2 separate regions of the Homo sapiens genome follow, and region 2 is linked to region 1. Evidence: chromatin contacts called from ENCODE Hi-C or POLR2A ChIA-PET data. All regions are on one chromosome and are shown on one strand. Each heading gives the region's core, a stretch centred on a gene start or an enhancer-like site at or near the end of the contact. The rest is flanking DNA. Distances are from core to core; before and after follow the strand shown. Region 1 overlaps SLC28A1 (solute carrier family 28 member 1). Region 2 overlaps PDE8A (phosphodiesterase 8A).

Region 1 (2,700 bases), core at 162-2,661:
TTTCAGTAAAGACGGGGTTTCACTGTGTTAGCCAGGATGGTCTCAATCTCCTGACCTTGTGATCTGCCTGCCTTGGCCTCCCAAAGTGCTGGGATTACAGGTGTTTTGGTATCTCTCAAAATGTCCACAACAATATTTTTTTTAATAAACAAAAAGCAAAATAGATGTTTCTTCTTAAAGTTTGTAATAAGCCAACTGCATTCTAAAGTGTTAAATAAAAATAAAAAGGAGGAGGGAGGTAAGTTGAAGACAGACACTCAGGCTGATAAAAGCAGAGGGCAGGCCAGGCACAGTGGCTCACGCCTGTAATCCCAGCATTTTGGGAGGCCAAGGCGGGCAGATCACTTGAGGTCAGGAGTTTGAGACCAGCCTAGCCAACATGGTGAAACCCCATCTCTACTAAGAATACAAAAATTAGGCCGGGCGTGGGGCTCACACCTGTTATCCTAGCACTTTGGGAGGCCGAGGTGGGAGGATCACAAGGTCAGGAGTTCGAGACCAGTCTGGCCAACTTAGTGAAACCCCCATCTCTAATAAAAATAGAGAAAAATTATCCGGGTGTGGTGGTGTGTGCCTGTAATCCCAGCTACTCGGGAGGCTGAGGCAGGAGAATCACTTAAACCCAGGAGGCGGAGGTTGCAATGAGCCGAGATCGCACTATTGCACTCCAGCCCAGGCAATAGTGCGAGACTCCATCTCAAAAAAAAACAAAAATTAGCCTGGTGTGGTGGTGGGTGCCTGTAATCCTAGCTATTTGGGAGGCTGAGGCACGAGAATGGGTAGAACCCAGGAGGCAGAGGTTGCAGTGAGCTGAGCACTCCAGCCCGGGCGACAGAGTGAGACTCCATCTCAAAAAAAAAAAAAAAAAAAAAGCAGAGGGCAGATCGTGGGCACCCCTCATTACCATCTCAGGGAAGTGCCAGGCCTGCTGCTGAGAAGCCAGGCTGGAGACCCTCTCAGGCTCTGAATCCCAGGTATTGTGTCCTTCTTCTTTTTCTAAACCCCAGTTGTTTCTTTTTAAAGATCGACAAAACTTCTTAAAATGTGAACAAGAATTGGCAGCAGCCTGATACCTCCCCAGGGCCCTGTGTGGACACTGGGTGTGCAAGCCTGGGCCCCTGCCCCTTGCTGGATGAAACCCACTTGGGGCAGGTGTCCTCTCTGGACTTTCTGGGCTGGGCTTTGGGACTTCCCCTGCTTCCTCCTCAGTTGCTCAGCCCCAGCTGGGATGGTGCCACACCTGGAATCTTGGGATTTTCCCTCCACCAGGCAGGACCCTGACCCTTCCTCTGACTTGTAGATTACATCTGGTTTGTAAACCTGAGTCACGGCAGAGAACACACCCTGCAGTTGTCACATTCCTGCACACTGTCCCCTGGGTGACCCAGTTGTGGTCACAGCCTCAAATGCTGCAGTTGCTAGTTTCCAGCTCATCATGGAAAGGGCTGAGTCCTGCACAGGCAGGGCTCCCTGGGCACTGGGCCAGCCCACACCCACCTCCCCACTGCCAGCTACTCTGCAGGGCTGTGACATTCCCCAGCCCTGCCTCCCAGGCACCTGGTCAGGAGAGCCTTCCATCCTAGCATCCCAGGGCCCACGCCTGCCCATAACCCTTCTCTCTCTGACCCAAAGGGTCTCGCTCTGTCACCCAGGCTGGAGTGTAATGGCATGATCATGGCTCACTATAGCCTTGACCTCCTGGGCTCAAGTGATCCTCCCACTTCAGCCTCCCCAGTACCTGGGACTATAGATGTGTGCCACCATGCCCAAGTAATTTTTTATTTTTTAAATTTTTTGTGGAGATAGGGGTCTCCCTATGTTGCCCATGCTGGTCTCAAGCTCCTGGTCTCAGCCATCCTCCTGCCTTGGCCTCCCAAAGTACTGAAATGACAGGCATGAGCCACTGCACCCAGCCTAGAAGCCACATTTTTTTTTTTTTTTTTGAAACAGAGTCTTGCTGTGTTGCTCAGGCTGGAGTGCAATGGGGCGATCTCGGCTCACTGCAACCTCTGCCTCCCGGGTTCAAGCAATTCTCCCACCTCAGACTCCTGAGTAGCTGGGGTTACAGGCACCTGACATCATACCTGGCTAATTTTTGTATTTTTGTAGAGACAGGGTTTCTCCATGTTGCCCAGGCTGGTCTTGAACTCCTGACCTCAGGTGATCCACCCGCCTCGGCCTCCCAAAGTGCTGGAATTACAGGTGTGAGCCACCGCGCCCGGCCATAGCCACATTTTAAAAAGGAAAAAGAAATAGGTTAAATTAATTTTAATAATGTCTTATTTAACTCAATATATCCAAAATATTTTCTTTCCACCCATGTAATCAATATAAAACTATCAATATGGATGACAAAATAAAAATTTAAAATTAATAAAACATCTTAAAAGTTTTTCAATACGACTAGCCTCATTTCAAGTGCTCAATAGCTATGTGTGTTTGGTGGCTACTGTACTGGACCGTGGAGATCTAGAAATATCCAGATATTAGCAATAGGAGGGATGTGCGGAGAAGGGAGCCAGAGATTGAGCAACAAAGTGGTTTTAAGAATCTGGGAGCTTGGAGGCTGGGCGCAGTGGCTCATGCCTGTAATCCCAGCAGTTTGGGAGGCCGAGGCGGGTGGATCACCTGAGGTGAGGAGTTCAAGGCCAGCCTGGCCAACATGGTGAAACCCTGTCTCTACTAAAAATACACAAATTA
Region 2 (2,700 bases), core at 148-2,647, 110 kb before region 1:
ACAACCAGTGACCATCTGTTTCTCTCTCTGGACAAAGAGAAATAATGTGATCAAAGGGACACAGCCTGGAAAGAGTCAGGAGATACCAGTTCTTAGGTGTGGAAGAGTCTAAATCCAGACACTTGTGGACCACCTATTACTGTAAGACAAGTGCAGTGCTAGATACTAGGAGTACAAAGAACCTAATCCTGTCCCTTGGGTAGCAGGAGAGGAAAATGCAAATAACAACATGGTCCAGTCAGTTTTAATAGAAAAAAGTATCTAACACGTAAATACTTTGGATCCAATCATATTTAAGTCCAATTTAGTTCTTACCTTATGAGCAAGGTAAGCTCATTAACTCCATTTTATTGATGAAGAAGCTGACACTCAGAGAAGTATGGTCAAATAGTTGGTAAGCAGTAGTTGCAGGAATGGGACCCAGTTCTGTCTGAATTTAATTCCTGTGATCTTTTCATGCTCTATTAGGAAAAGTCTAAAATAACCTGGCCGTAATCTGTATCTAGCTGGAAAAAGATCAAGAAACTGGAAAACAGCATTTATCCTTCTGACAGATCTTTACTGAACATCCACTATGTGCCAAATGGTCTCCTAGGCATTGAGGATTCAATAGACAGCAAGACAGACAATATCTCTGATTAACAACAGGGAAAGATGTGATGGAGAGTAACTGAATCAGAGTCAAGGAAGGCCCCTCTGAGGCAGCAATGCAGGAGGTGAGATCTGAATGACAGGAAGTAGCCAACCATGCAAGAGGTGGAGGAAGGAGTACCAGGCAGAGGAACAGCTAGTGCACAGGACCTACAGTGGAAATAAGGTGGGACACTGGAGGAAACAAAGAGGAAGAAGGTCAAGAGATGAGGTTACAGCTAAGCAGGGGCCATACAAAGAAGGTCATGAGATGAAGTTACAGCTAAGCAGGGGTCATACGATGCAGAGTTTTCTAAGGCAGGACAAGACATTTGAATTTTATTCTAAATTTCATGAAAAGCCGCTTAAAGGTTTTATACAAAGAAGTGACATAATCTGATTCTTCTTTCTAAAAAAGATGTCTTTGGCTGCCAATGGAGAATGAACTACGGGAGGATGAGAGTAGAGGCAAGGCCAATAAGGAAGCTTCTGCAGTAGTCCAAACAAGAGAAGATGGTGGCTTGGCCTGGGGCCGGCCACAGAGATAAACAGATTTAGGATGTGTTTTGGAGAGAGTGATCAGGACTTGCTGATGGACAGGACACTGATTCCATCACTAAGATCCACTGATTCCTAGACCAGAGTTCTGATTATCTGATTTGCAGTTTTCTATCATTGTGGCATGGAAATTTGGGGCTCTGCAAGGCATCTTAGTAGCAACTGATGTGCATCTGCTTGGTCCTTTCCAGATCCACCCACAAGATGGCACCAAGGTCTACTCTTGAGGCAAAGTTCTCAGCTGCTTTCCCTGGTTCTTCTCCCAGACTCTTTATCTGTCCCCCACTGTCATAGTCTCTTTCCTCCCCCTACCTGTTCCTGATTTTCCCATCAGTCGATTTAAACAGTAAATATTTACTGTGAACCTTGTGTATGTTACCCTGACTGATTGCAAATTCTAGTTATATACTGGGGTGAAATCATGCACATCCTTTTTTCCCAAACCCGTAGTGTTGGGCAAAAAATGATATCCAGATTAAATAAGCTATTTCAAGTAGTTACCACAATGCCTGACAATGAGTAAATGCCCAATAAATTCTAAATATCTACAGCAAATATTTTCCAAGAAGCTTTTGCTATGAAATTATAATTCTATAATGCACATACATATTACAAGGCATTTTTTTAAACTGTATTTTTCCAAAGCACTATTTCTTTCAGAACACACTGGCTGGGTGTGGTGCCTCACGCCTGTAATCCCAGCACTTTGGGAGGCCAAGGTGGGTGGATCACAAGGTCAGGAGTTCGAGACCAGCCTGGCCAATATGGTGAAACCCTGTCTCTACTAAAAATACCAAAAATTAGCTTGGCGTGGTGGTGGGCACCTGTAGTCCCAGCTACTCAGGAGGCTGAGGCAGGAGAATCACCTGAACCCGGGAGGCAGAGGTTGCAGTGTGCCAAGATCACACGACTGCACTCCAGCCTGGGCGACAGAGTAAGACCCTGCCTCAAAAAAACAAACAAACAAACAAACAAACAAACAAAAAACCATTAATTTCATGATACCTTGAAATACTGTACAAAGTAGGATCTAGTTCTTAAATATCGTATTAACGTATTAAATACAGGGGACAAATGTAAGTTTTCCCGAAATGTTAAAATTACCTTTGAAAGTAAAACTAGTAAGAATTAACCCATAGAAAAATGAGAATAGTCAACTATAGGAGAGATAACCCAATCCGAGATCTTCTTCAAACATGTCACTGAGATCTGAGGATCCTCAAATCCAATGTGGCAATCTGAGGTATAAAATCATGGAGGCCAGACTAGAATCTACCTCTTCCCTCCACCCTCCCAAAAGACAAAACTGATCACTTGCCTATTCATCTGTCAGAATGAAAAGGGGGGTCTACAGGCTGCCCCAGGGAGCAGGGAGCCAAAGGTTGAGAACTCAGTGCTATTTATTTAACTCCCTTCTAAAGAAAAACTGAATTCAGCAGGCATGGGTGATATGGATACCAAATCAATTGATTAACAAATTAGCAGCATGCCTCTCTCTCAGATGAATCTATT

The links. A loop is a pair of places that touch in the nucleus more often than their neighbours do. ChIA-PET counts read pairs that join two places held with the same protein, here RNA polymerase II (POLR2A). Pooled maps may share reads with other maps.
Region 2: a loop to region 1 is called in a map of CD8-positive, alpha-beta T cell, with 13 times the contacts of the local background. The contact joins two enhancer-like sites. A Hi-C loop is called at or near these places in 6 of 168 maps with a recorded cell type or tissue (CD4-positive, alpha-beta memory T cell, CD8-positive, alpha-beta T cell, GM13977 and 3 more), 9 of 37 single-sample maps with no recorded cell type and 15 of 50 pooled maps. POLR2A ChIA-PET finds 5 or more read pairs at or near these places in 3 of 52 experiments (AG04450, PC-3 and naive thymus-derived CD8-positive, alpha-beta T cell).

Annotation. Positions count from the first base shown.
Region 1 is chr15:84,928,787-84,931,486 of GRCh38, reverse strand. All of the region lies in intron 12 of SLC28A1 (solute carrier family 28 member 1), which reads right to left. Among named protein-coding and RNA genes, the nearest start is that of SLC28A1, 45 kb to the right of the region's middle. Within about 2 kb of position 1,411, at least 6 of the 41 ENCODE cell types and tissues checked have a DNase peak (open chromatin) inside an H3K27ac peak, as active enhancers do.
Region 2 is chr15:85,043,153-85,045,852 of GRCh38, reverse strand. All of the region lies in intron 1 of PDE8A (phosphodiesterase 8A), which reads right to left. Among named protein-coding and RNA genes, the nearest start is that of PDE8A, 63 kb to the right of the region's middle. RefSeq lists an enhancer at 1,317-1,396. Within about 2 kb of position 1,397, at least 4 of the 41 ENCODE cell types and tissues checked have a DNase peak (open chromatin) inside an H3K27ac peak, as active enhancers do.